7 separate regions of the Mus musculus genome follow, and all the other regions are linked to region 2. Evidence: chromatin loops called from intact Hi-C (ENCODE). Cell type or tissue: heart. All regions are shown on one strand. Region 1 overlaps Helz (helicase with zinc finger domain). Region 2 has its middle 22 kb from the start of A830035A12Rik. Region 3 overlaps Prkca (protein kinase C, alpha). Region 4 overlaps Helz (helicase with zinc finger domain). Region 5 overlaps Helz (helicase with zinc finger domain). Region 6 holds the start of Mir7223 (microRNA 7223). Region 7 has its middle 58 kb from the start of Cacng4.

Region 1 (4,000 bases), 100 kb after region 2:
AAAGGAAAGGCAAACCTCAAAAGTGCATTGTGCTGCTCTGCAGGTCTGATGGGGTGGAAGCTGTCAGAGCATCTACTCATGTTCAGTATGCAAAGGGAGTGTAATGTATTTTCATTATGCTGGGACTGTGTCTTGGCCCTTTTGGGCTGTGCGCTTCTCTCTCTCTCTCTGGAGTCTGACTGTAGAGCCTAGGCTGGTCTTGAACTTGTCAGCCTTACTTGTCAGCCTTTCGCCCTTTCCTCTTGAGTATTATATATATTACAGGTATGTGCTGGCCCATTTATACAAGTCTTTGTTTTGAAGATTTTATTTAGTGTGTGTCTGTGTGAGTGTGGACTCATAAGCGCCCAAGTGCTCCTCTCCTCCCACGCTGGTTTTGAGGCAGGGCTTCTCCTGTTTTGCTGCCATACTGTATGTGAGTGCTCCTGGTCAACTCTCCTGTCTCTGGCCCTCACTGAGACCACAGGCGTTGGCTACTGCATCCAGTCTCTTGAGTGGCTTGTGGGGATTAAACTCAGCTCAGGCACCTAGCACTTTTACCTGCTGAGCTGTCTCCTCCCATTTGTGTCACTCTTAAAAGGCTTGAATTTATTGTGCCTGTAGTCTGAGCTGAAGAAATCATATTTTATTAACACATGAATATGCATGTGTGTTGTTCCCATTATCATACTTTTTTCTTAGGAAAAATGCCACGTGAGTATTGGAATGAGTAGAAGTGACCAGATGCCTGGCGTGATGACACACACTGTTAATCTCAGCGTTTGGCCACTTGAGCTGCAGAGGGAGACGGAGCTTAGTGAAGCCCAGGACAGCCAGGGCTCAGTAGCAAGATCCTATTTCAAAATTTAAAAAAAGCACAACTTACCAGACACTTGGGCCTAGTGCTACACACCTTTTTTTTTTTTTTTTTTTTTTTTTTTAATTTATTTATTTATTATATGTAAGTACACTGTAGCTGTCTTCAGACGCACCAGAAGAGGGCATCAGATCTCATTACGGGTGGTTGTGAGCCACCATGTGGTTGCTGGGATTTGAACTCCTGACCTTTGGAAGAGCAGTCGGGTGCTCTTACCCACTGAGCCATCTCACCAGCCCGTGCTACACACCTTTAATCTTAGCACAAAGGAAACAAAACCAAGAGGATCATGGGTTCAAGGCCAGCCAGCAGTTTTTGAGCTAGAGCTCAGCCACACTGTGAGACTTGTTTATAAAGCTTCGGTGTGCAGGAGCTAAGGACAGTGCGCTTGGGCTCCTTGAATTTTGAGAGGCTCTCAGGATTTTCAAGGTTTATTTCTCCCTTAAAAGGAAAACAACTTTAGCCATATGTTGATAAGCATTCAGTGATTCTACCTTGGAGGAATTCCATCCAGTTCTGAGAGATGCAGTTTTTACAGAAATAGGATTTAGGGCTGGAGAGATGGTTCTGAGGCGCTGCCTTCTGTTCCCAGCACCCACATCAAGTGGCTCACAACTGCCCTTAACTCCAGCTACAGGGATCCCACACTTTGGCCTCTGGGAGCCCCTGACACACACATTTCTATCCCCCATACACACAGAATTTTAAAAGTAATAAGTATAAATCTTAAAATCAAAGAAAGAGCCATTAGCTGAAGCTCAGCTTTACATGAGCTTGTGCCGTGCAAGCCTAACTGGCCTGGCTACTCAGTCCACCGGCCCGTGGGCCTACAGTGGATGTGAGGCTGTGTGTCACCCTCTGTGGGTTACCTTGCTTCTCCCTCTGCTGCAGTAGACCAGGCCTTCTCTTGTTACTGGCCTGATTCTTGTTCATGTAGTCGGAAAAAATCTCATGAAACCAAACTTACTGTATAGCTCTGGCATTTGAAAATTGAAATATCACTTCAGAGATAATGAGCTAACAAATGCTGGCATTGGCCCTCCGTGTTTCTTAGGAGCTAGACCAGTGCTTTTACAGTAGTTGGAAATTTTGTTGGCTGTTATTGTGCCTCCTGGGAAGGCTGAGATTACATAGACTCCAGGATTGATCCAGAATGTGGTGTGCAACAGTGGAAAGGATTGTCTCTGTTCATTTAGCACCCTAAATGCTTTGTATTTAAAGTGTTTGAATTTCAAAGTGCTGTTCTTTAAAGGATTCATCTTATTTTGAATTCTGTGTCTGTCTTTTTGTGCATGTGCAAGTATTTGCATGTAAGTGCAGGTGCCCAAGAAGGCCAGAGGAGAGGGGCAGAGCCTCTGGAGTGGGGCTTCATTAGAGTTATCCAGGTTAAAGAGGCCGAGTGGCCAGCGACTTAACCATTAGTAGGAACACACAGTGCCTCCAGAATCAGGGCTTTGTGACAGTATTGTAGAGGAATAGCAGTTGGTGAGAGAGGAACCTTCAGTGTAACTCAGCTTTTAGCATGGACACACGGAATGGTGGAGCCTTTTTTTTTTTTTTTTTTTTTTTTTGGTTTTTCGAGACAGGGTTTCTCTGTTGTAGTCCTGCTATCCTGGAACTCATTCTGTAGACCAGGCTGGCTTCGAACTCAGAAATCCGCCTGTCACACACATGGGAGGGGTCAGGGGTTATTTGGTGCTACATGTCTGGGCATGGAGAATGCAGGAACAAAGGCATCCATTAGGGAGTAAGATGAGGGCACACTGGGCTTTGAGAAGGTGTCCGAGTTTGGATGGAAATGGAGGAATAGAGGACAGACGGCAGAAAGCCTCTGGACGTTTGCAGAGGAGGGAGTTTAAAGAGGAGGGTTGCTGCAAATACAAGGGAGGTGATTTGAAGCTTGGACATCACTGTTAGCTATAGAGAGCTCCTGTCAGTCAGCAGTGTATTAGAGGTAGTGCTGTCTCCCAACCCTGAGCCAGTTTTAATTACCCCAGGTCCTTCTCAGTGTATGGAAGGCAGCTCTATTTAAAGAAAGAAGCTTTATCTAAAGAATCATTCAAGACACAAGATTCTAACTATCCTGGACTAGCTTTGTAGACCAGACTGGCCTTGAGCTCACAGAGATCCTCCTGCCTTTGCTTTCCCAGTGCTGGGATCAAAGGGATGTACTGCCCTGACCCCCAAGCCCCTGCTGTGAACGTTTTAACTGTGTAAGCTAGTCTCGATTCTCTGTGATGCCTTCAGATGCATAGTCTCTCATAGTCCCATGCACGTGTGGGTGCATGAGGGTCCCGATGGCTGTCTACTAAAATAGGCTTGGTCCCCCCCTCCCCCCATCATTCCTGCACTAGAGTCAGTTCCTTATACTAACTAGCAAACTTGTATTTCGGTTGTTATTTGTTAGCATTACTGAAAGGGAATGTTACGTCTGGATTCTTTGGGAAAGACTTACCTCGCAGGCACTGACCTGAAAGTCCGCTCTAGCTTTAGTTCAGTGTCTTTCCTCCTAGGTTAGGCGCTATTAAAGTCTTAAGTATCTCAACTATGTTGTAAGTGGTTCTCCTATTAATGTATTCCACTTTATTACTTATAAAGTAGTCACCCATAGTTTACTCAGACTTACAAGAATTATTTATTTGTGCTTGTGCATGTGTGTGTATGAGAGGCAGGGCTTACATACAGGGGTGAGAGGAGTCAGTTTGCATCTTCTACCACGTGGCTACTAGAATGGAACTCAGGATATCAGGCTTGGCACAAGGCACTTTTACTCACTGAGCCCTATCAGGGGCCCCATGCAGTCTTTTAAAAATGCATACCTTCAACGCAACTAATGCTTATGTAACTTGTCTTCAGCTTGGGTTAAAGGCAGAAAGATATCATCTATAGAGTTGCTAACTTGTACAGTGTGGAATTGATAGAGTTTCATATTCCTTATGTTTATATTTGAATTTCTTTGTTGTGTTTTTCTAGTTCTTACAGTTTTGATACTCAAATTAGTTTTCTGCTTTTGATTTAGGTTCAACCTTAAAGTGCAATTGCAGATTTTAGCAAGCTTCATGCTCACTGGAGTTTCTGGGGGTGCAAAGTATGCTCAGAATGGACAACTTTTTGGTCGTTTCAAGCTTACTGAAACCCTCTCGG
Region 2 (4,000 bases):
GACTGCTGGGAGGACCTGGAGACCAGGTCGGCTTTGATATGTAAAGTATACACCTCAGTCCCTTGCCTGAAACCAAACAGTGAAGAGCATTGCATACTCTGCTCTTGCAGAGGAGACCCAATCAATGCCTCTGGCTTCCAGGGGTACCAGCACTCACGTGCACGTACCAGCACAAGCACACACATAAATAAAACCAAATAAATCTTAAAAAAATAAAAAGTTAAAAGTTATCCTTGGTTACATAGGGGAATTCGGAGCCAGCCTGGGCTACATGAGACACTACTTCACTCAGTCACTCAAGGCTCTAACTCTAAGGCAGTGGGGAGCCAGGATCCTCCCTGTCCTTCCCTGTTCCCCTTTTGCTGTTGTTCCACCTCAAAATGTCACAGCAGTAGGGCAACATTCTCCTTGTTGGTCAGAGATACCATCTCTTCACTCAGCTAACTCCCAAGTTCCCTTCTGAAGCGGTGGCTCTTTAGTGGTGGCCAATTCCGACCTTCCCTCCGTCAGCTTCAGACTTCCCTAGATCTCCTCCTTGAAGTGGCCAGAACACAATGCTTGCTCCGCCCCCGGGCTCAGGCTGGCCCTCCCAAGCCCCCGGGAGAGCTCACGAGGAAACCCACCCAGGCATGGGGAGTTTCTTGTGGCATTTATGTGAGAAAAGTGCCAAACTTTGAGAGACCTAAGCCTACAGAAATCCTGTAATTTTTCTCTCAGGCCAGTGAGCAGATTGCTGCGGAATCCAGACTCTGCTGTATCGCCCCGAGCTCATCCCTTTCTCAAGATGAGCTCAGTTTTTCCTCTAGAGGAGAAGCCAAAGGTTCCTGAAGGACTGCCTCTGTCTGTCGTCTATGTCATTATTTGCTGCAAGGCTGGTGTTAGGCACGTGGTCCCAGCGTGGCAAAGGAGCCAGCAGGGAGGCTTAAGCAACTCCGAGCAGAGCCCCGCCCAGGCCCTAGGGGGTTGAGACCCAGAGGTCCTTGTGACAAACGCATATCAAAGGCTTTCATCAGGTGAGGGGATGGAGGGCAGGGAGCAGAAGCCAGAGGCTGGCTCTTTGTGCTTTGAACTTTTCTTGGGAAAATAACATCTGCTACTGCGTTTCTTGCTAAACAGGCAAGGTGAGAGGGGAATCAAAGTAGCTTTGAGGAAACTCTGAGGCAGAGAGACACAGTGGGTGGACCTTCCAGAAGCTTCTCCGACCCACAGCCTGCAGGTTGAAACCAACAGATATTTCGGAATCACGTTCTTCATCGGTTTTTATTTCTCCCCCACGGCCCCCACCTTTCCCCAGGCAGGACCGATGCAGGGTGGGGTGATGTCTGCTATTACAGAAGGTGTTTATGGCGATCAGTGAACAGTCCCTGGCACTGGGGAAATTAAAAAATACAGACACAAGAGATGAGTTGGTTTTTTTTTTTTAAGTCCTGTTTTCCCAAATACTGATAATATTATACATTTCCTTCCATTCTTGATCAGTCTGTGCCTTTTAAAAAGTGGGAGGCAGCCGGGCATGGTGGCACCCGCCTTTAATCCCAGCACTCCAGAGGCAGAGGCAGGAGGATTTCTGAGTTCAAGTCCAGCCTGGTCTACAAAGTGAGTTCCAGGACAGCCAGGGCTATACAGAGAAACCCTGTCTCGAACTCCCCCCAAAAAAGAAAAGTGGTAGGGAAGCATAGTGGTGGAGTGCATGCGTAGCCTATACAAGACCCTGAATTCACAGTACTCTTCCCCCCCCCCAAAAAAAAAGGGAAAAATTTTAAAACATTGATTGATTGATGGATTGATTGTGTGTTTTCACCTCAGTGTGTGTGTGTAAGCCAGAGGACAGCATTTGGGAACCTGCTCTCTCCCTCAGTCATAAAGGTTCCAGGAACTAAGGTTTTTGACTTGGCTGCAAAGCCATCTCACAAGACCAAAAAAAGATTTATTTTATTTTAGCATGAGTGGTCTCGCGGCATGTACACCTGTGCACCAGCAGAGGGCACCAGATCCCAGTATAGATGGCTGTGAGCCACCATGTGATTGCTGGTTATCAATTTCTGGAAGAACAGACAGTGCTCTTTTTTTCTTTTCTTTTTTTTTCTTTTTTTTTTTTTTTTTTGGTTTTTCGAGACAGGGTTTCTCTGTGTAGCCCTGGCTGTCCTGCTGGAACTCACTTTGTAGACCAGGCTGACCTCGAACTCGGAAATCTGCCTGCTTCTGCCTCCCGAGTGCGAGTGCTGGGATTAAAGGCATGTGCCACCACGCCTGTCCAGGCAGTGCTCTTAACCGCAGAGCCATTTCTCCAAACCCAAGAGTTTTTCTTACATAGAAATTATATAGGTAAAGTGTGTGTGTTGACTTTTCCATTTATTACATCATGAATCGTGTGTGTGTGTGTGTGTGTGTGTGTGTGTGTATGTGTGTGTGTGTGGAGATGTAGCTCAGTGGGTAGAGTACTTGCCTAAATGCCCAAGGCCCTCGTTTCAGTCCCCCCCACACCCAACCCCCAACAACTACACAAGAGAGGTTTGTGGCACAGGCAATTCAAGCACTCAGGAAGTAGGGTTAGAAAGATTAGAAATTCAAGGTCATCCTGGGCTACAGATTGAGTTTGAGGTTAGCCTGGGTTACATTAGAGCCTGTCTCAAACAAACAAACAAACAAACAAACAAACAAACCAGCTGGTAGGATGTGTAAGGTGCTTCCTGCCAGGCCTGATGACGTGAGTTTACTCCCCAGGACCTACATAGAAGAAAAAAAGTTGTCCTCTGACCTCCATTTACCAGACCCCACCTTCAGTCAATCAGTGTAATAAAAATCAGCCGAACAAAATGTTATGTCATGAGCATTTTTCCATTGGCGATATTCCCTGTAAGAGAACTCTGGCTCCAGGCACAGTCAGCGGGCAGCCCATGCCTCTCCTGCCATGCTGAGAGATGCAGGCTGCTAGCTGCCCAGGCCGAGCCCCACCTGGAGCTTCCCCCAGCCCGCCGCTGCCTTGCTTCCAGGTTCAGGCAGAGTTGCCCGTGCCAAGGTTTCTCCCATGGGCCCTTGTGAAGCTTTCCACAGCTTCAGCATCAACGGCACTTTTGTCTGCTCCACTTGGGGGAGAGGACGGTATAATCTGTTTTTTGTGTCCTTGATGGATCTAGCCCAAGTTCCATGGATCCATGGACTTGCTCAGTTTCCCTAGATGGCCTCGAGCCAAGAGCAGCTCAGAAGCCAAAGAAACCCAAATCCCTGCCTTGGCAGCCAAGACGCTTCCTGTTACTGTGTGTGTCCGTGTGTGTGTGTGTCCGTGTGTGTGTTCGTGTGTGTGTGTGTGTGTGTGTGTGTGTGTGTGCGCGTGTAAGAGACATCTCACTGTGTAGTTCCACACAGTTTTCCTTCAGCTGTCATGAAATGAGGAGCTACCCCTTTCTAGTGGACTGAGATGTAAAGAGCTGCTGTGAGTGCAGATAGCCTTTGAGCCTGGACCCGATCATCAGCTGCCCAGAGAGGGTCTGATGACAGGAATGGGATCCCAAGAGACTACTGAACAGTCCTTGTGCAGAGTCTCTTGTGGTTGAAGTCTTGGACCCTGGGCTGGCATTATTTTAAGTAGTGTGAAGTTTGAGAGAATTTATGGTGCTTTGCACCGAGAAGGCACAGGCAAAACGATCACTGTGAGTTTAAGGTCAGCCTGGTGTATATAGGGAGTTCCAGGCTAGGTTTGACTTTGTTGAGGAAGAGAAAGAGAAGAGAGAGGGAGAGACAGAGAGAAGGGACAGGGGTCTGGGGGAGGAGGAGAAGGAAAAAAGAGAAGAAGGAGAAAGATGAGGAGGAGGAAGAGAAGAAGAGGAAGAAGAGAAGAGGAGGAAGAAAACAAATGCAGAGGATTGTGGGACTCTGGACTCCCTCTGGCTTTCTATATAAGATATGACCACTTGTTTTCACGTTGTGTTATTTTGTGACAAGTTCTTTCCACGCGGCCCCAGCTGTCCTGGAACTCCCTCGGTAGAACAGGCTGACCTTG
Region 3 (4,000 bases), 470 kb after region 2:
ATGTTCGAGGACAAGCTTCCCTCCTCCTGGACAGTGTCCTCCCCCTGGCCTGTGATGTCACTTTAAAGAGGTTTTCCTTCTCTTGCACTTTGGCTTTTCCTCTTCCAGAATGTTCCTTGTAAATAAAGACCTACTTTCAGCTCAATTTTTTTCTTCCCTGCCGTGGTTCCCAGGGGTCCCCTTGCACCGGCCCCTTCCTTACTTTTCCTCTTGTCTCAGCCAGTAGGCTCTGTCAGAACTTCTGTGGGATCAAGCCCTTCTCTCTGCCATCCTCATAGGCTGCCCTCCCAGCAGGCTTTGCACTTCTTTGTCCAGCCTCCCCCACCACCTCATGTCACCTAAGCTGAAGGTCACCCCCTGGACTTGGCTCCATATCCTTTCCTTGGCAGGCACCTCTCATCTCTGGGTTGGGCATCCCCCAGTTTTGTGCTGCACCCACTCTCCGACTCTGGAGTGTTAGTGGTACCCTGTGTTGACCTGCACTGTTTCAGCAATGTGTCAGGACTGTTGGATGGCTTTTGCTAATGAGAGCATGGGCTGCCCAAGGGCCTCTCATCACTTTACACTCTTGCTGGATGAGCAGCAAGCAGGGAAGGCTTCCATCCATACGGGTGTTAGTAGGTGATGGGGAGGCAGGCGTCCGTATGTCCAGTCTGCTGAGACTAGAATCACTGGTCCTAAGACATACCTATTATGCACAGGTCCTGTTGGCTCAGCTGCTACTCTGGGAAGTTTCAGAGCTGAGACCCAAGTGAGCAGAGTTGCCCTTGGACATAGTATCTAGAAGGAGTTCTCAGTTGGGAGAATTAGGCTGTTTGAATTTCAAGACTCAAAATAAAAAAAAAAAAAAGAAAGAAAGAAAAATGTTAATAAAGATTACTCACACTGCTTGTGGCTCCTTAAATTTCCCGACTTGCTGAATGTGGTACATGAGGTCCCCGCCGTTGACGTATTCCATGACGAAGTACAGCCGGTCCTGGAGACCAAGGTTTACACGTGAGGAGGGTCCCTCCCCAGCAGAGCTTATCAGCTTTGCTTTCATATTAGCAAACACAGGGTGACCTTGACAGATCTGCTCTTCACTGAGTGGGGGATAATGTGCATCCGTACATCTGCAGGTGACGGACGCTGCTAACAGGTCAGCCTACTGGTAGTTATGCACCTCATTACAGTAAAGGCCTCAAACATTCTTTCCCTTCCCCCACACAGACTTCCCCGTACGGACAGTTCGTCTCTCAATCAGGGGTGATATGAAGACCCTATACGGGGCCTGTCATTCCATCTTAACCCCTGTTATCAATGGTGCGCATGCGTAAAAGATAGCCTGCGACTTCCAGGAGCTATGCTGGGCTAATGCAGTAAGGTGCGTAAATGGATGCTTCTGAAAACATATCTTTTGGGGTTATATTGAACTCATAAATTACGCACATGTAATGATATTTAGTGGGTGGAAGAGAGGGGTTCACCATAAAAGGAGATTTTAATCAATGTTCTTTTGCCTCCAGAATGTGCTCAAATATTGCCTTTTTCTAAATATTTTCTGTCACTGGTATGCTAAGAGCTGGCCCCACGGAGAGCATATATCATGGAGCCAAGTAAGTCTGCATAGTTATGAGGCCATTATGCTGGGACAGATGGGGACATTATGCCAGGCAGTTTAATGGGAGGACAACCAGCAGCACAACAGAGCATGGTAAGAGCTGACCTCTGCTAGAGTCTAGAAAGCAACCCCCCTTACACACCGGGGCTATTAAACATTCAAGTGTAGCTCCAGGAGGGAGAGATGACGGAGCTGGTGTCAACAGCCCCGAAGTGGCTATGGGAACCCCCGGCTCTGGATTCAATTCCTTCTTCGCAGTTTCTTCGCAGTTTTCCAGAGCTGCACGGGTGCCCGTGGGCTCACAGAACAGGGCTGAGATTGTGTTCTCCCTCCTAACCTTCCCACCAGTTCTCTCTGGAGCTCTGAGAGGGCTGGAGCCGACTGCATGACCAGTGCAAGGCTGACACACAGCGGCCGCTGCCAACATTGCATGCTTGGCGCACGCCGAGTCCACAAAAATCCCCCATTTTGAGACTCCAAGCTTCTCAAGGCATCTTGTTCCCCAAGATTTTAAAAGGAGAGGCCTAAGCACGGATCATTTTTCCATCACAGGGAAGTTTTACATGAGACGGTGACTGTAACACTAGCTGTCAGGGGAGTGAGATCTGACAGCGGCTGCTTGGAGAGTGGGGCTTGGAGGTGGGGAACCCCTCAGCTCATCGCTGCATCTTAGAATGCATGTCAGTGTGGGGAGACCAGGAAGCCCCACAGCTGGTGTCTTTGTAGTTTGAACATTTCTTTTACATTTTACTTTGCGCCTAAGGTCAGCAGAACTTTTTCCTGTAAACGGTCAGATTGTAGGGGCAAGGTTTGTGTGTTTCTTACAACTCCTCACAGCCTTCACAGTCGGGAAGCTGCTGTGGGTGACAGGAAAGTGGAGGGGTGTAGCTTTGTCCTTAGAATGTTAAATTTTGAATTTCATATGCGAGGAAATATTATAATCTGGGCTTATTTCTTGTGACCTTTCTCACAGCTCTCGGGCTGCTGGACAGGTCACAGCTTGCTCCTCCTGCTGTGTCATTATACAGAGACAGCTCCTCAGAAAACAAAGTGTCCTGGCACACCAATGCTGGGCGTGGCAGCAGCAGGATGGGGGAGGGGGTTGTCTGTAAAAGGCAGGGCTGGCTAGCTATGGTGGCACACACCTTTAATCACAGCATGTGGGAGGCAGAGGCTGGCAGATCTCTGAGTTCAAGGCCAGCCTGGTTTGCTTAAAAAGAGAAGGCAGGGCTGTGAATCCACAACTGCTTTGCGAAAGTCTTAGCCCAGGGCCTACAGGAAGAAGACCTCTCACGTACAGCCACTTGGAGGACCTTAATGGACACCCAGATCCTCCCACGTGCAGGCCCCTTATTTAAAGTGGTTTGGTATTTGTATTTATTCCATGCCCACGTGCCCACCAACACCAATCATCTCTAGACTATTTATTTCTAACATAATGTAACCACTGCTGTAATGAAAGCTGAACAGTGTGAGTTTGTTCCCAAAGGAAACGGGATTAAAGTCCCGAGTGTCTCGAGACCATGATGTAGTGTTAGACAGGAATGACAGTCCTCACCACTGTCTGGAAGCAGGAGTGCAGCTGTGTCAGAAATGGCGGCTTGTCCAGCAGGGCCAGCACGCGCTTCTCCACCATGGTGCACTCCACGTCGTCGTCCTGGATCACCACGTCCTTCTTCAGGATCTTGATGGCGTACAGTTCCTCCGTTCCCTTCCTGTCAGCAAGCATCACCTGGGGGAGTGGGGGTGGGGACAGAAGGAGAGAAGGCTCAACACTGGTGGGCAGACATCTGGTACAGGGAGTGGGGGCGGAGGTTGTGGGGAACAGTGTCGGGAGACAGTTTGGCAACAGCTGGTGCAGGTCTGTGAGTGACTCGTGAAAAAATGCTAACACATTCTGCTGTGGTTTCATCCTGGGTGGCATCCCCTTAAGTCTGCATGGAGAAGCTTTGCTCCTTGGTGTGACAAGGGTTGGGGAGTGGGAGGCCCTGTAGGAGCCGAGGTCTGCTCTGGCTTCATTTCTGATGCTTTGATGAAATATGCTTGACAAAGAAATAACTTGAGGGATAAGGGATTCATTTCAGCCATCAATTCCAGGTTACAGTTCATCAGTGCAGAGAAGTCAAGGCGGGAATGTCAAATATCTAGTCAGATCCACAGTCAAGAGCAGAGAGACATCAATATGTACATGCTTGTGCCCAGCTCACGCGAGCAGTTCAGGATGGTTTGCCTAGGGAATGGTGCTTTGGGCTGGGTCTCTCCATATCAACTAATTTAATTAAGACAATTTCCCAGGCACACGTCCACAGTCTAAACCAATTTCAACTCTGTTTTCAAGGGATTCTATTTAGGTTGTGTTAAATTGACAATTAAAGCTAACCATCACAGGCCTTTAGGTTA
Region 4 (4,000 bases), 62 kb after region 2:
CTGTGTTCCTTTGGACCCCTCTTGTCCTGTTCCTTCAGGGTGTCTGTGTCTTCTGCAGTATCAACAGTATGGTAAGCTGAAGGGCAGTGCTCAGTTCTGATGCCTCTCATCCTGCACTGCAGTTTATGGCAGCAGAACAGCTTAGTGAGGGCAGAGCTAGGTTATCAAGGCTGGAGCTGGGGTGTCAGCCAAGAGCATTCTTGTAGGCCAGTGCTTCTCCACCTTCCTAATGCTGTGACCCTTTCATACAGTACCTCATGTGGGTGACCCCCAACCATGAAATTATTTTTGTTGCTACTTCATAACTGTAATTATGCTTCTGAATCATAATGCAAGTATCTGGGTCTCCTGATGGTCTTAGGCAGTCCCTGTGAAAGGGTCGTTCAACCCCAAAGGGGCTGCGACCCACAGGTTGGAAAGAAACTGCTGCTGTAGGCTGAGGAGGTGGCGGGACAGATGACTTCCATAAGGCCAGCAGGGAGCATGGAGGTTGTCAGGGCAGAAGAAAGACTAAGAGAATTAATTGACCAAGCGAAGCAGGCCTTGATGCGGGTGGAGAGGAGGGTTGGCAGGAGCTGGCCCTGAAGCAGTACCGTAGCTGTCACTTCTTACAGCCAGGTCTTCTCTGCCAGGCTCTGTTCCCAGTGAAGGCATGGGGAGAAGCAGGCTTGAATTTCTGCAGCCCGTTTTAATGATTATTATACCAGTGTGAGCACATGACACAGAGCACGTGTGTGTGTGGTCTGATGGTGCTCCTTCCACTCCTTCCACAATATGTGGGTCAGACAAGCTGGGGGCCTCTTCCAGGAAGCACCTTAACTGTGCCATCTTGGGGGCCAGGCCCTCTTATTGTCTCCTTCTTGAACTCTTTGACTGGGGTTTCTCTCTCTGATAGAGTGAACTAGTATGTATGGATTTATTAGAATGGCTTACAGGATGTGGCTGTCTCCATGGAAAGGTGAGGGGTCCAGCAGGTGTGTCGCATGCATTCCCAGTCAGTCCTAGTCTTGAGAGCTGCCCGTCTTCCGTCTGTTGGAATCCTGGAGAAGTAGGGTCTAACACTGGCAAAGGAACATCTCAGCAACAGGACAGCTGAACCCTCCTGTGTGAGTGGGGGCAAGCAGGCCAAGAGCAAAGCTTCCTTCTCCCCTGTCCCTCTATGGAGGCTATCACCAGGAAGTGTGGACCACAGTAAGGTTGGTCTGACTTCACATGATTGAGATTTAGTGTGGGTCTCCCACCTCAGATAATCCAGCCCAGAAAAAGCCCTCACAGCTGTGCCCGTCTGCTTGCGTTTTAGTTACTATCAAAGATGTAGTTTGAAAAGTCTTTACATTTGTGTGAATGCAGGTGTTGCACACCTGCCACAGAGCATACATGTGGTCAGACAAGTTGGTTCGCTCCTACTGTGGTTCCCTGGGATCCGCTCCAGTTGCCAGTTTGGCAGCAGCACCTCTCTCCACCAAGCCGGCTCGCTGGCTCTAGGCTCTAGTGTGCCCTTAGTGGTCAGTGCTGCCATCCCCGCCTACTGACCCTCCTCCCTTCGGAGGGCTGGCATTGATAGATTACTGCTTTTTCCCTCCCCTTTCATAGCCCTGGGAGTCAAACTCAACCCTGTACATGCAGGCCAGGGCTCTACCACTTAGACGTCCGTTGTTTACAGCCTGTCTGTCCTTCATGTGCTGTTACTGGTGGGAAGAGCCTCTCTTTCTCATGGCATTTCACCCATAGTTCTCCCTACCGTACCCTACTGCTTTTTGGCATCTTGAGTTTAACTTGTGGTTTATCTCCTCTTGCTGAGTTCAGCTGAACATTGATTTCCTTTTTTACACATTTTTAAGTGTCCTTGTGGGTGCGTGTGTGGGCGCATGTGTAGAGGTCAGAGGAAAACTTGCAGGAGTTGCTTCTTCTGCCTCGTGCTTGTCAGGGATCAGCGGGCTGCCAGGCTGGGTGGCCAGCACCTTTACCCACCGAGCCCTGTAGTGCAGCTGAACTCTTGGCTCTGCAAAGCTGGCTTTTGTTCCTGCTATGGTCTGTATGGTGAACTCTTGCTCACCTCCTGAGCCAGCTCACGCCTCTGATGGAATGAGTCTTTCTGGTTGTTGGGAGCCTGTGCTTTGGTTCCTCTGCTAACCTCTGAGATCCTGGAAAGCAGTGACCTCATGTGCTATCTCTGTGAGGCTGCTCGCACATGGCCTGGCCTTCTGGGAATGTGGGCGGAGTTGAAGTAATGCCCAGCTTGGACTTTGGCTAGCTTTTTTTAAGGGTATGAGGAAAAAGTCCTACACAATGTGGATTTTGATTTTCTTTTTTTTCTTTTCTTTTTTTTTTTTTCTGGTTTTCTTTGGGGGGGTTTCTTTTTTTTCAGGTTTTTTGGGGGGGGGATTTTGATTTTCACAATGACAGCAGAAGTGTAAGACTAAAGAGAGGCTGAAACTTGAAGGTTTAGACAGGAAAACTTTCTTTTGCTCCTTTGGTCAAAAAAGTGGAATCTTGTCTTAATCTGTACTTTGTAGCATTCATTTATGTTTCACTTACGAAGAATTCAATCCTGGTGGCTATAGTGAGTAGTTTAGCATGGATCTTTGTTAGATCTTACACTGTGGTGGCCGCAGTGGCCAGGCTGCCTGTTGGAGGAGGCCCTCAACAAGGGCGTTCAGCTGCTGGGGTGGGCATGGGGATGGAGTTTATAAGTGTATCTGTCTATCTCTGTCTCATTTTTTTAAAAACAAATACTCTTAAGATCTTTCATTATTTGAAAACGTTTTTTGCCTGTGTGTGCCTCCCAGTGTATGTTCACTGTATGCATGCAGGTACCTAGGAGGCCATCAGATCCTCTGGAACTGGCATTCGAGTTGGCTGTGAGTAGCCAGAAGCTGAACCTGGGCCCCTAATCTGGGTTCTCTACAAGAGCAGCAAGTGCTCTGAGCTGCTGAGCCATCTCTCCAGCCCTGTGCTGAGTCTTTAAGTCACATCATTCTTTTCTCGTGTTTAGGATTTTTGTCCCTGAGTCATGGAAGACAGAAGAGCTGAAAGGTCATGTGAACAAGCGTGCGCGTCACTGCAGAGGCAGGACTATGACATGGCCCTCCAGCACTGCACCGACGCCCTGCTCTCTCTTGGCCAGTACTCCATGGCAGACTTCACAGGGCCGTGCCCGGTGGAGGTTGAGCGCATCAAAATTGAGAGTCTTCTTTACAGAATTGCCTCATTCTTGCAATTGGTGAGTGAATGCTGTTGGTAAACCGGCGATGTGCTGTTGGTGGACACTTTCTATACAAAGCTAGCTTGGGCCTGAACAGATACGAGGGAAATACCTGGTGATTGCGCAACATTCTCAGCTGCAAACAACTATATTTTAAAACTTTACAAACTGTGTTATGGCACTCACTCATTCAAGACGTGTTTATCGAGCACATCTGTCTGATAGACACTGTTCTAGGACCTTCACACGTACACTGGTAAGAGAGAGAGGCCTTCTTCCTGTCGCAGTCTAGTAAGGGAAGAGATAGAAGCAGTGGCTGCTGCAGGTGGCTGCACACTAGGTTGACAGCATGCTGAAAGGAGAGAGCCCAGGAAGCAGGGAGCAGCCGTGCTGGAGATGGGCATTTACCCAGGCTGCTGGGGCCAGCCAGTGAGAAGGTGCTAGGAAGGGGTAATGAGGGTGAGCCTGTGGCGATCTGGAGGAAAGGAAACAGGCAGCCAGTGCAGGGACCCTGAGGCAGAGGCATCCCGGTCAGATGTGAGCAATAGCTGGGCTGGTGTGACCAGGGCAGAGTGAGTGAGGGTAAGGGTAAGGGTAGGGCAGTGTGGTCTGTCAGGCCTTCTGAGGCATTCATGGGAATGGTTGGGGGCTGCTACAGCTGGAGCAGAGCAAGGAGGGGTGGGATTTTATTCACCAGGAACCCTTAGACTGGTTTTCAAAATAGTCTATTTAAAAGCCCAGCGGTGGTGGCACACACCTTTGATCCCAGCAGTTGAGGCCAGCCTGGACTACAGA
Region 5 (4,000 bases), 76 kb after region 2:
GCGCAGCAAGTGAAGAGCAAGTGTCCTTAACCCCGGAGTCAGCTCCCTGACTGCACCTCGCAGTTTGGCTAGTCTGTCCTGCTGCTGAGGTCCTGGGATTTTCCTTTCTTCTGCCTCAGCCGCAGGGTTATTGGCATGTGTGGCCCTGCCTGGCTTTTATGTGGGTGCTGGGGATTCAACCTCAGGTCCTCTTGCTGTCACATCAAGTGTGGTTTTTTGTTTTGTTTTGTTTTGTTTTGTTTTTTCGAGACAGGGTTTCTCTGTGTAGCCCTGGCTGTCCTGGAACTCACTTTGTAGATCAGGCTGGCCTCGAACTCAGAAATCCAGAGTGCTGGGATTAAAGGCATGTGCCACCACGCCCGGCTGCATCAAGTGTTCTTATCTGCTGACCTACTTCTCCAGCTGTCTTTTAAAAAAGACGTTTTCTAGACACAAAGCTTTTCTTTTTTTTTTTTTTCTCCAGTAGGAGTTTAGAATTTAAGTTTTTCTAGTTGAAACAATTGCAGGTTGGTAAGTTGTAAGGAGAGGTCACATGTATGCTTTGAATCCTTGTCCATGATGGTTTTGACTTCTGTTACTCTAGTACTGTATCAAAACCAATAAATTAGTGTTAGTATGAGTGTGTATAGCATGTGCCACTTGTGTTGATTTGTGTAGCCACCAACAACCCCAGCACAGTGTTCTGTTACCATAAGACCTCACCGTGCTGTCTGTCCCACACCCAACGCTCGCTACCATTCCTGACCCCTGCCAACCACAAGCCACTCTCATCTGTCACGTGTCATCTTGTAGCTGCTGTCCAAGCAGAGATGTAGCATGTTTGACCTGAAATGGTTGTGTTCATTCACTCAGTGCCCTTGAATGGGTCCAAGCTGGGACAATCAGAGGTTCCGCTTTGATCTCTTAATAGGAATTGAAGGCTTTACGGAATTGGATTTTGACTTTCAGTCTGATTTCCCTCAAATGTTTATTTACATTTGTACATAAATCTCATTTTAAAAGTTCTGTTCCATTTATCTGTATTTGTTTTGTGTATGCACGTATAGTGTGTGTGTGTGTGTGTATGGCAGAGAATAACTTGTGGGATGTGGTTTTCGCCTTCCACCCTGAGGGTCAGACTCAGGCTGTCAAGCTTGGTGACAGCTCCTTTCCCCACTGAGCCACCTCCACAGCCTGATGTATAGGACTTGTATTTAAATTATGAATATTTGAAAGCTTAGTGTTTAAAATTGCGGGTCTTTTGTTGTTGCTTAGTGTGAATTGGTATGGAGGAAATGAACTGTGAACCAGGGTGAACTCAGTTGTAGGATTCTCGTTTGTAGTGACTCTTCTCAGAGGGTTTACTAATTAAACAACGGTAGTTGTACATAAATCTTCAGCTTTATTTTTGGAGACAAGTTCTCTTGCCAAGTTGCCCAGGTTGGCATTAAACTTGCTGTCTTGTCAAGGAAGGCCTTGAACTCTCTCTAGAGTGCGGTGTGGATGCAGTTACAGGTCCGAGCCACTTGTGCTTAGTTAGGAGGATGCTGTAAAAGAAATGTCATGTCCGTGCTGACTGGGTACTTACTAGTGCTAACCCTGTGTTACTTGGGCGTGAGTGTGACTGGGGGTATAACCAGGGCCTGGTGCATGTTGCTCTTGACTGTGGGCTACAGCCTCAGACCTGAAATTGCATTTGTACATAAGCAGAGATTTAAGATAGAGTATACCTTGCCTTGTGAAATCTCAGTAAGTCTTGTGCCGCAGTAACAAGAGAAAGAAAGTGCCTGTTAGCACTGGAGACAGAACTTTCTGTCGTAGGCAGACACAGAAGGGTGTAACTTTAGTTATTTCAAACCGTATTCTTAATAATGCTTCTTAACCGCTTTAGCCTCCCTTGTGCCCACCACCCACCCACCAGAGGTAGGGAGGAAGAAAGGATGTGTGGGCGGGGGTGAGGGGAGGCAAGTGGACCTGTTTAGAAAGGCTCTTTGGAGCAACTCCCATCTGTGTTGTCTGGAAATCAGCAGCTCAGTTCACAGGTTAGCAGTGGTAGCTTGAGCCACTCTAGCAGAATAGCCTCTCTCCTGTGTCTGCTTCAGCTCAAAGTTCTTCACGAGTCTGCCTTCGTTTTACACCTGTGTCCACTTTAGGAAAACACTCCTTCACGTGTTTGCCCCAGCAAACCACCATCCAACTGCCAAAGAACCTTTTAAGTTTCCACTTCCAAAGAGAGGCAGAGTGTCTGCAGTCTTCTTTGGTGAGCCAGCTAGTGAGAACAGTAAAAGGCTTGCAACAGAGATCTCACGATTCTGACTTCTGAAACTGAGGAGGAGAGAAGGGAGTTTCAGGATAGAAAAAGCCCCTTTTAAACTCAGCTTTTCTTCAGATGTTTTCATTTGGTAAGTTGTCACTAAGTGTCACAACTTTGCTGTGGTCATACGGCAGGTGCATCTCTGGAAGTTTAGGGTCTTTAATGAAGAGGGAGTTGAAGACACTAAAAGCAGTGGAGTTGTTTCCTGTACTGTGCACACACACAGGCTTGTTTGTTTGTTTGTTTTTGTTTTTTCCAGACAAGATTTCTCTGTGTAGTTCTATAGACAGGCTGTCCTGGAACTCACAGAGATCCACCTGCCTCTGCTTCCCAAGTGTTGTGATTAAAGGCGTGCGCCACCACAGTCCAGCTCACGCACATAAAGTTTTCACCGTGCTAAGAGTAAAAGCTTTATTCAAGCATGTATGAATGTGTAGCATGTGCATGCCTAGTGCTCACTAAGTCAGCAGACAGATCAGATTCCCTGGAACTGGAGTTAGACATGGTTGTGAACCACCATTGGGTCATAGGAACTGAACCCTGGTCCTTTGGAAGAGCAAACAGTGATGTCACCTGATGCTCAGTCTCTCTGTGAAACCCTTCAGTTGCTATTTATTTATTTATTTATTTATTATTTATTTATTAATGATAGGGTCTTACTTTGTAGCCCTAGCCAGACCAGTACTTATATAGACAAGGCAAGCCTTAAACAGAGAGACCTGCGTGCCTTTGCCTCCCAAAGGTTGGGATTAAAGGCATTCAAATGCCAGCTGAATTTGTGTGTGTGTGTGTTTTTTAAAATCATGTTTCTTTTATTTATTTATTTTTTGTTTTTTTCTTTTTTAATTATTTATTTTTTAAAGGATTTATTTATTCTTATATGAAAGCACACTGTAGTTGTCTCCAGATGCACCAGAAGAGGGTGTCATATCTTATTACGGGTGGTTGTGAGCCTCCATGTGGTTTCTGGGACTTGAACTCAGGACCTTTGGAAGAGCAGTCAGTAGTGCTCTTACCCACTGAGCCATCTCTCCAGCCCCTTGTGTTTTTTTTTTTAAGATTAATTTACTTTTATGTGTGTGTGTGTACCCGTGCAAGTTTATGTACACTACGTGTGTGCAGGATCCCACTGAGGCCAGAAAAAGGTATTGGATCCACTGAAACTGTAATTATACATGGTTGTGAGCTGCCATGTGGGTTCTGGGAAGCATACCTGGGTCCTCTGTGGAAACAGTTAGTCCTTCAGACTGAGGAGCCATCCCACCCGCGCCCCTGCATCTGTTTCTATACACTGTCCTTTTCACAAATCTGTGACTTGTGTGGCAAATGAATTGTCAAAAACCTAATGACTGATACTTAGGAAGAGTCTTTATGATTATTTATTTGACTTATTTTGAGGCAGGGTTTCAACATGTAGCCCTGGCTGGCCTAGAACCTACCATGTAGGCCAGGCTGACCTTGAACTGTAGATAATGTGATTGCTGTGGCATTGTGTGGAGGTAGATGTCAGAGGACAACAGGCAGCAATTGGTTTTCCCTTTTCACAATGTGGTTTCAGGGCATAAAACAGTTGTCAGGCTCGGTGACAAGTATATTTACCTGCTAAGCCATCTTTGCAGCCCTTGGTAGAGAGCTCAGAACATAATAAACACACACGTGCATGTTTAGAATAGTTTAGTATTTTTTAAAAAGATTTATTTATTTATT
Region 6 (4,000 bases), 480 kb after region 2:
GACTGAACCCAGGGCCTCCAAGCTTAGAAGCTAGCTAACACTCTACCAAGAGCTACACCCCCAGCCCTGCACTTGGACTTGATAGGATGCCTGTGTCCCTGGCTAACTTACCAGGACAGAGAAAATGGAAACTTCTCAACACACCTGAATTAAATTATCGTTCGGTCTCTTCTGTGACGTTTGATTCCCCAAGTGGCACAAGACAATAAGGCTGTGTTGCCAGACTAGGCGGCATTTAACTCAAGGATGCACAAGGACGGGGGATACACAGAAAGCCACTTCCTTAGTGAGAACTGTTTTTATGGTCGTAGCCAATGAGGTGGTTGCCCCTGTTAAAATGAAGCCAGGAAGCCACAGGAAGCTGATGGAACCCTATGCTATGGGAACCAGGTCACACCCCATGGGTGGGTAGGTGGGGGAATGTGGCCCCAGGGGTCGATTTAGAGCTTTCCCTGGTGGTTTTTTTTTTTCCTACCAAGCCTGGTTTGTTTCTAGTAGACATTGCTATTCTCTTTATGGCCATCTGTTCTTCCTTCGTGTTCTTTGGCTCATCCAGTGATGGATGGCATGCCTATCGAGCCTGCTTCATCTCTTCCTCACACATGTATGCAGAGTATGTTGATCCCACCCCCCGCCCCCCCAAAACACACACCTTATCATCTCCTGTTTTCCTCCTGTCCCCTGGATTCCTGTTTCTCCCTCACTAATTTCCACTCCACTTTCAAGTCTCCCCCCACCCCCTTTGCTTCTTCCTTCCTTCGTTTTCTGGCGAACGAACTGAGTTTTGTTAGCGTTAACAGGAGCACAGGCACCTTAAGAGTAACTGCTGCCGGGCGGTGGTGGCGCACGCCTTTAATCCCAGCACTCGGGAGGCAGAGGCAGGTGGATTTCTGAGTTCGAGGGCAGCCTGGTCTACAGAGTGAGTTCCAGGACAGCCAGGGCTATACAGAGAAACCCTGTCTTAAAAAAAAAAAAAAAAAAAAAAAAAAAAAAAAAACTGCCCCTCGTCCCCAGCCCCAGTTACCACTAACTGCCAATAGCTCTTCAGGGAGGGTGTGCCCCTCCCCCCACCAGCAACAGTTAACTGCCTCCAAGTCCTCTGGGGTAGACCTGGCCATTCCTAGAAGCAGCTTAGCCTGCCTCACCTGGTAAGTGCTCCCTAGAAAGCTGTTTGCCTTTAGTCCTTCCCAGCTGCTATGGGAGGATCCTGGGATTCCCCAAAGGATCCTGTTTTGACGAACATCCCATTGTTACCTTTTCTAGGTGTTTCCACCCATGAAAATGTAGTCTGCCTCCCCCCCCCCCCAATCCCCTCACCTCCCAGGGCTGACAGCCAATTCATGCAATGTCCACCTTAGGGAATGGCTGTGGCATATTATGTTTAGACTCTTTTCACACTAACACATTGCTTTTCCTGCCAGGAGCACCTGGATCACCACCACACAGGCTTTGTGGGATCGGAGTCCCTTGAATTCACACATGCTGTCCCAGTATTGGTTTTCCAGACTGTCAGCAATGCTTCTTAAAGGCAGGGGATTCTCTGTTCCTGAGAAAACAGTTCCTGGGCAAGCAAGGGCAGATAGAAAGCAGCAACAAGACCTGTGTCGACGGCCCTTGACCGCCTCTGTTTTAGGACGGAGGTTGTTGCCTAAAATTGGGAGCAACTGGGAGCGTGAAGTGATCATTTCATTGCCATTCCTGTTCATGAACAAGTAGAGGCCCAGGCAAGTTTCTGCTTCTGTTGTGGCTTGTGTTCGTCAAGGTGCAGGGAGTCTTTCTTTTACCAGTCTCTACTGCCCTCTTGTGGTCTTCAGCTCCTGGAGTGATTGCACCCTGATGAAGATCTTTGCCTGGAGATTTGCCCAAGGTTCAAGCAGAGTCCAGATAAATAATGCAAAGTGGTGTGAATGAAGTGGTCCATCTTCCCAGACAGACCTTTACAGAGATGACAGGAACCACAGACATGAGAGAGCCAAGTGTCTGCCGGTGTCAGTGGGAGTTTTGAAATGGCCAGATGCTTATAGGAAACTGCAAAGCTCAAATGATAATAGAGCATTTGTGTCTTCTGAATGTTCTAAAACCTTCTTCCACACTCAGGCACCGCAAACCACACAACTAAGAGTGGATCGGAAGAGGCGGGGGAGGCAGTGGGCATTGTCAGGGACCCCCGAGGGGGCTGAGAGGCATGGTGTGGGGGAATGGTGAGAGATGGTGGTAGTTTTCACACGAGGGCAGGATTCAAATGAAAAAGTCAACTCTGGGGTGTTCAGCTAGAATTGAAGAGCCAGAAGAAGCCGGACCAGAAGAATCCAAGCAAGTGCCCAAACTGTCCCAGCCAGGCTTGACACTGAAGCTCGCTTTCCTCCGTGGTGGTTTAGATAGGAAAGATGAACAGAGAGCTGTACCGTGCCACCCCCACCCTGGTCCTCCCCAAAAGGGGCTCGAACCTGGGTTTTTTTACACAGAGGTCTTTGTTTCTGGTTTTTTTTTTTTTTTTTTTTATGAGTTTGCCTCTGAAATGCTGTTCAATCCACTTGTTCAATCAGTGAAATGTAAGGATTTTCTAAACTCTCTCTAATTGACAGAAACAAGCATTTTGAAAAGGAGAGCCAACAACCATTAAATTTAGCACAGAACTTCCACAGTGTTCTGTTTTAGTCCATGTGCATGGAACATTTTAAAACCATCCTGGTTTTTAAAGCCCAGGCATCCAATTATAGCTCTGTGAGACCCCTGCTTCCAGGATTGGCTGCCAAGGCACTGTTCTGTGTTCTCTGAAGTCTGTGGCCATCAGCTCACAGGGAAGGAGTGATGCTGAGCATGGTTGCTGGACCCTCCCAGTCACAGACTGGAATGCCACATATGGTATCCTTACTTTCTCTGGGGCCTCAGTTTTGTCGTCTGTAAAATGGACTGAAATGTTACCTCATCAGAGATGAACTGGATTTTTAAATTTCCTATATTTTTGTTTGTGAAACTAACTTTTAATGGCTGAGCTATTTCTCCAAGTCAGATCTTTTATTTCTACTGGACCGCAACTGGGTGTTGCTTCAATGGCAGTGTCTAGCCATAGCCATGACAGGTGGCAAGCAGTATCAGAAGAGATTCAGGATCGTTAGAGAGGAAGAGACGAAGCTTCAGCAGGAAGACTCCCAATGAGGTAGACACAGAAAGCCAGGCAGTTCGCAGGGTTCTACTGCCAGTGTCGGTCTTCAGAGGAAAGGGGCGGGGGGTTTCTGGAGAAGGAGTTTCAGTGCAAGAGAGAGGTGTAAATCTATACCTTTTTCTGTGTGTGTGTGAAGGGGGGCACCAGCCTGGTGCAAGAGACTGCTGGGAGTGGGGGTTACTTTTCTGTGGTGCTCTGGGTTTCGGGGTTCTGGGGAGCCATGGAAAGTTGAGGTGTAGACTGTGTTGCAGAGTGTAGCAGAGAGGAGGAAGCAGATCACGAGCAGGCTCAAGGGCGGAGTCCTAGGTCCTCGAGCTGTGACCCAGAGGCTTCGAAAGTGTTTGGGGGACTTTTGCACAGTAGTTCAAGAAAGAGCCAACGGGATCTTCTAATGTGTTATTGTGACCTTCAAGGATGCTGTGCTGGGGACTGGAACAGTGTGGGGTACAGAAAGGTGACCTCAGATACAAAATGGGGCATGGTGGCATTGCTTCCTGCACCCCACCCCCACCCCAAGCCATCAGCTTTGTGCAAATGTGGCCACTCAGCTATGGCCCTTGCTGAGACCAAAGACCCTGCTTATTTCTGTGTGGCCTGTCGGCTGAGAGACACACAGTCTCTGGGGGCAGGCATGGGCTAGTTGCTGACAGATTTATTTTCAGAAAAGCCCACAAGGTAAAGATTAGTTTGTGGCCAAGCAAGAGCAAAGCCATGCTGAGGTAGGTGTGTGTGTGTGTGGGTGGGGGTGGGGGTGGGGGTGGGGGGTGACTGCACTCTAGCTTTGCTGAGGTGTCGGGGTGTGTCATACCCACACTGGTAACATTCCCTGTCTCG
Region 7 (4,000 bases), 340 kb after region 2:
TCTTGTTTGTTTACTAAGTGTGTTAGGCTGACTGGCCAGCAAGCTCCCGGAAATCCTCCTGCCTCTGCCCCCCTAGTGCTAGAATTACAGGTGTATACCACCACGCCTGTAAGTTCTGGATGTTTGCATGTCAAGCCCCGTACTAGCTGAAGCATCTCTCCGTGGCATTCCCGACAAGGGCTCTCTTTGTGAGCAGCAAGTCCATGGTGGGCAGCCTGGAAGGATGCTCCCGCGTCTCTGTTCTGGCGGCTGGCTGAAGTGAAGCTCTTGAGGTGTGACTTCTGGTGGCGTCTCTATTCAGGTACCTCCAGGCTCTGGGATAAACTTTTGTGTGTGTTAGCCCCATGAGCACTCACAGGTCTATCCTAGCCACGCCTCCCTGGCCTAGAGGGTCCCTCACTTTGTGGCCACCTTACCCTGCATATGACAAGATGGAGTGAAGGCTGCCAGCCTTCAGGGGTAGCTATTTGGAAATATTCGGAGCCATGTGCTCCCAGAGGATGTGGCTCGAACACTCTTAGAATTCAGTTACCCTGACCTGTGGTCTGGCACCTGCTTCACCTCTGGGCTCGTAGCCTCAGTTTACCCTCCACTCTTCGTGTGTTACAAGGAGCAGTTGCTGGCTCTTTTAAAGAGGAAAGGATTTGCGCTAACACATTGGTTCCCTGTTCTTCCTCTTCGACTTGGGGACTTCCCAAGCCTCTGACCCATTTAATCCATCCTCGCACGGCTTCTCTGGCCTAGAATGTCCCTCGCTTTGGTCCAGACTTACACATTCACCAAGTTGTGACAAGATGAAGCAATGACTGCAGGCAGTTCGCCTTTAAAGGCCTAACCGCCCCTCCCTCTTCTGTAGGTCTGACCATTTTCCAGTGCCCCCCCCCCCAGACACTAGTGACCTCAATTCTAGCATTTGCACGGCTCCCTGCTTCATGTTAGATAAACTCTTTACTTCTGACCTGGCCACACATCTGACACATCTGATCTCGGAAGCTAAGCACGATTGGACCTGGATGGGAGCTGGCCTAGGAATACTTGGGAGCTGTATTGGGGTTAGAAGAAAAGAAAGCAAGAAACCAAGAAAGCTAGAAAGCAAGCAAGCAGGCAGGCAGGCAAGCAAACAAGCTAGCAAGTAAGCAACTCTATACTCACCCCCTTGGTGAGGCCTCCTTCTACTGGGGCATACTGGTGGTATGACTGGGGTCTCCCTCTCCTCCCTGGAAGGGCTGTTAGCCCTTTCTTAGAAGTCAAAATCTAAACGCCAAACCCCCAGGAGAATGGGCAGTTTACTAAGATTGACTCTGAAAAGAACTGAACGTATCTAATAAGTGCAAAATTCCCATCCTGCGTGTGTAAGCTGCTGGCCCACTATGCATGTTCAACATGCTCCGTAATGCAATTAGACATCATTATGCAAAATAGGACTCAGTGATTTGGGAACAATGAGAGGACAAAGAGTTGGAATCCCTCCTGAATTCTCTAACTGGAAAATTCCTTGTATTTTTTTTTTTATAAGACAATGTTCTCCGATGTCTATGCAGACACACTGTTTATCTGTCCCCTACTGGACATGAGGCTCCTGCACCTTGATTAAGTGGTTAGTAAGGGCAGGTGTGTGTGTGTGTGTGTGTGTGTGTGTGTGTGTGTGTATGGGTGTGTGTGTGTGTATGGGTGTATGGGTGTATGTGTGTGTGTATGGGTGTGTGTGTGTATGGGTGTATGTGTGTGTGTGTATGTGTGTGTGTGTATGTGTGTATGTGTGTGTGTGTATGTGTGTATGTGGTGTGTGTGTGTGTGTATGTGTGTATGTGTTGTGTGTATGTGTGTGTGTGTGTGTGTGTGTAGGGGGCTGGACACCTGACCTCAGCTCGGAGGCTTCTTAGGTCCAAGTGTGGCTTAAGCTGAAGCCCAGGAGCTGTCACTCTTAGCTCAATTTTATTTATTTGTTTGTTTTTATTTTTGTTTATCTTCTTTTTTTTTTCTTTTAGAGACAGGTGTACCCTTGGCTATCTTGGAACTCCCTCCTTAGACCAGGCTGACCTCGAACTCAGAGAGTCATACTACTGCCTAGCTTCAGTTTTAATTTTTCAAGATTTACTTCCATGTTCTTGAGTGCTTTGCCTGCATGTATGCACATACAGATCCCCTGAAACTGTAGTCGCAGATGTCATGAGCCATCCATGTGGGTGCTGGGAATTAAACCTGAGTTCTCTGCAAGAGCAATATGTGCTCTTAACCCCAAAGCCATCTCTCTAGCTCTTACAATTAGTTCACAAGACACACCTTGTGTCTGTTACTTGTCCCTCTGCTGTGACAAAATACCGGACAGAAATAAGGGAGTGTGATGGCTAATCTTGGTTGTCAACTTGGCTGGTCTGGAAATCAACTAAAATGCAAACCACTGGGCAGTTCTGTGAGAGACTTTCTTCATTAGAATATTTGAAGCAGGGAAACAAACTCTAAGTGTGGGTGGCACCCTCTGGTGGCAGCCCAAATAATAGAACATGGAAGAAGGAAACTGCTTTGGGCCTCCTGGCCCTCACTCTAGCTTGCAAATTCACCTACTCTGTAACTGCTGCCTTCCTTTGCTGTTACATAACAAACTTCTTCAGGTTTCCAGCATAGGCTGAAGACTGGCAGCTCTCCAGAAATCTTTCAGGACTAACACCAGATTGGAACTGCTGAGATATCCAGCCTAGAGAGCTGGGCTCAGGTTCTCTGCCTTGCCGTTGGAAGACAGCTGTTGTTCTAGTACCTGGACCATATTGTGAGAGCTAAATTAGTAAATCTCTCTTCAATACATACATATTCATTCTATCAATTCTGATCCTTTAGAGAACCCTGGCCAACAACACAGGAAGAAAGGCTTTCTCTTGGCTTACAGTTCTTGGGGATACAGGCACCACACAGTGTAGCAGCAGACACAAGAGGCAGCTGGTCACATTGCAGCCATTCTCACAAGTCAGAGAGCAATGAATGGTGTCTTCTGCTCGCTTTCTTCTTTACATTCAGTCCAGGACCCTAGCCCATAGAGCGGTACTACCCATGAGCAGGGCCTTCCCATTCCCAACAAATATTATCCCCTAGGGATGCCCAGAGATTTACTTCCATGGTGGGCCATCAAGATTAACCATCACATTCCCTAGCTGTAGAGGTTGAGGAACCCTGTTCCCAGACCCCAGGAGCAGGTTTATGGCTGCTCTAAAGCAGGGGCTCTTTGGTGTGTGTGTGTGTGTGGCCGCAGATGGTGGATGAACATCAACTGATTGTCAGGGGTCCAGAGTCCAGGTGGAAAAGCATCCTTGCTTACAGAGTAAATACTTTATCTCAGGCATATACATCGGGCTGTCTAGATTCTACAGCCACAGGCAGAGTATACTTGATAAAAAGCCAATCTCAGCACTCGGGAGTCAGAGGCAAGAGGATCATGAGTCTGAAGCCAACTTGGGCTGCATACCAAGGCTTTTGTCATTGTTGCTGAAAAGTTTAAGTTAGCGTACACAATGATAGGTACTGTTATGGCTTAAAACCAAAACCAAAACCAGGGTCTCACTAAAAAGTCCTCCTTGGTCTAAAACTCACTATGTAGACCAGGTTGGCCTCAAACTCACAGAGATACCCCTGCCTTTGTATCCTGAATGCCCCCCCCCCCTCTGTTGTTTTTCTGAGTATGGCAGACAAGCCTGGGTCTTTTTAGAAAACAAAGACAAAGAGAGGTGAAGGAGGAGGAGGAAGAGGGGGAGGAAGAGGATGAAGAGTGGAAGGAGGAGGAAGAGTGGGAGCAGGAGGGTGAGAAGCAGAAGGAGGAGGGACTGAAGGGGCAGGAGCAGGAGGAGGAAGAAGAGGAAGAGGAGGAGGAGGAAGAGGAAGAAGAGGAGGAAGAAAAAGTTCGGAGAACTCATTTGCAATGAATACACACTTTTCCTTGTGATTGTTGTCTAGGTGGTTCAGCCGTCTATCTCCTCCCATTGTCTGACTTGTAGGACGTGCTTTCAAGTTT

What was found. A loop is a pair of places that touch in the nucleus more often than their neighbours do. Peaks named below come from ENCODE experiments on the same cell type or tissue, not always from the same donor. Only the 100,000 strongest peaks of a DNase experiment are listed, where the experiment ranks them.
Region 1: a loop joins it to region 2, with 3.0 times the contacts of the local background. A loop is called at or near these places in 5 of 42 quality-filtered maps.
Region 3: a loop joins it to region 2, with 3 times the contacts of the local background. A loop is called at or near these places in 15 of 42 quality-filtered maps.
Region 4: it touches region 2 in a loop (2.1-fold over the local background); 3 of 42 quality-filtered maps call a loop at or near these places.
Region 5: it touches region 2 in a loop (2.5-fold over the local background); 4 of 42 quality-filtered maps call a loop at or near these places.
Region 6: a loop joins it to region 2, with 3 times the contacts of the local background. A loop is called at or near these places in 15 of 42 quality-filtered maps.
Region 7: a loop joins it to region 2, with 12 times the contacts of the local background. A loop is called at or near these places in 25 of 42 quality-filtered maps.

The regions. Positions count from the first base shown.
Region 1 is chr11:107,615,108-107,619,107 of GRCm38, forward strand. Helz (helicase with zinc finger domain) reads left to right here. Exons shown (of 33, transcript NM_001368755.1): 14 at 3,876-4,000. Among named protein-coding and RNA genes, the nearest start is that of Mir6932, 21 kb to the right of the region's middle. In heart, no CTCF peak of the experiment used is centred here; no DNase peak of the experiment used is centred here.
Region 2 is chr11:107,510,159-107,514,158 of GRCm38, forward strand. No RefSeq gene overlaps it. Among named protein-coding and RNA genes, the nearest start is that of A830035A12Rik, 22 kb to the right of the region's middle. In heart, a CTCF peak has its summit at 1,970 (motif pointing right); DNase peaks (open chromatin) are centred at 943, 1,993 and 3,143; H3K4me3 peaks cover 1,042 bases; H3K27ac peaks cover 649 bases.
Region 3 is chr11:107,980,727-107,984,726 of GRCm38, forward strand. Prkca (protein kinase C, alpha) reads right to left here. Exons shown (of 17, transcript NM_011101.3): 10 at 3,159-3,332; 11 at 885-976. Among named protein-coding and RNA genes, the nearest start is that of Mir7223, 14 kb to the right of the region's middle. In heart, a CTCF peak has its summit at 2,015; no DNase peak of the experiment used is centred here.
Region 4 is chr11:107,571,943-107,575,942 of GRCm38, forward strand. It overlaps Helz (helicase with zinc finger domain), which reads left to right. Exons shown (of 33, transcript NM_001368755.1): 4 at 2,996-3,223. The coding sequence starts at 3,014. Among named protein-coding and RNA genes, the nearest start is that of Gm39426, 26 kb to the left of the region's middle. In heart, no CTCF peak of the experiment used is centred here; DNase peaks (open chromatin) are centred at 1,549 and 2,179; H3K27ac peaks cover 1,307 bases.
Region 5 is chr11:107,585,939-107,589,938 of GRCm38, forward strand. All of the region lies in intron 5 of Helz (helicase with zinc finger domain), which reads left to right. Among named protein-coding and RNA genes, the nearest start is that of Gm39426, 40 kb to the left of the region's middle. In heart, no CTCF peak of the experiment used is centred here; no DNase peak of the experiment used is centred here.
Region 6 is chr11:107,992,906-107,996,905 of GRCm38, forward strand. All of the region lies in intron 8 of Prkca (protein kinase C, alpha), which reads right to left. It overlaps Mir7223 (microRNA 7223), which reads left to right and starts at 3,943; the gene lies at 3,943-4,000. In heart, a CTCF peak has its summit at 1,804 (motif pointing left); no DNase peak of the experiment used is centred here; H3K27ac peaks cover 585 bases.
Region 7 is chr11:107,850,795-107,854,794 of GRCm38, forward strand. No RefSeq gene overlaps it. Among named protein-coding and RNA genes, the nearest start is that of Cacng4, 58 kb to the left of the region's middle. In heart, a CTCF peak has its summit at 2,494 (motif pointing left); no DNase peak of the experiment used is centred here.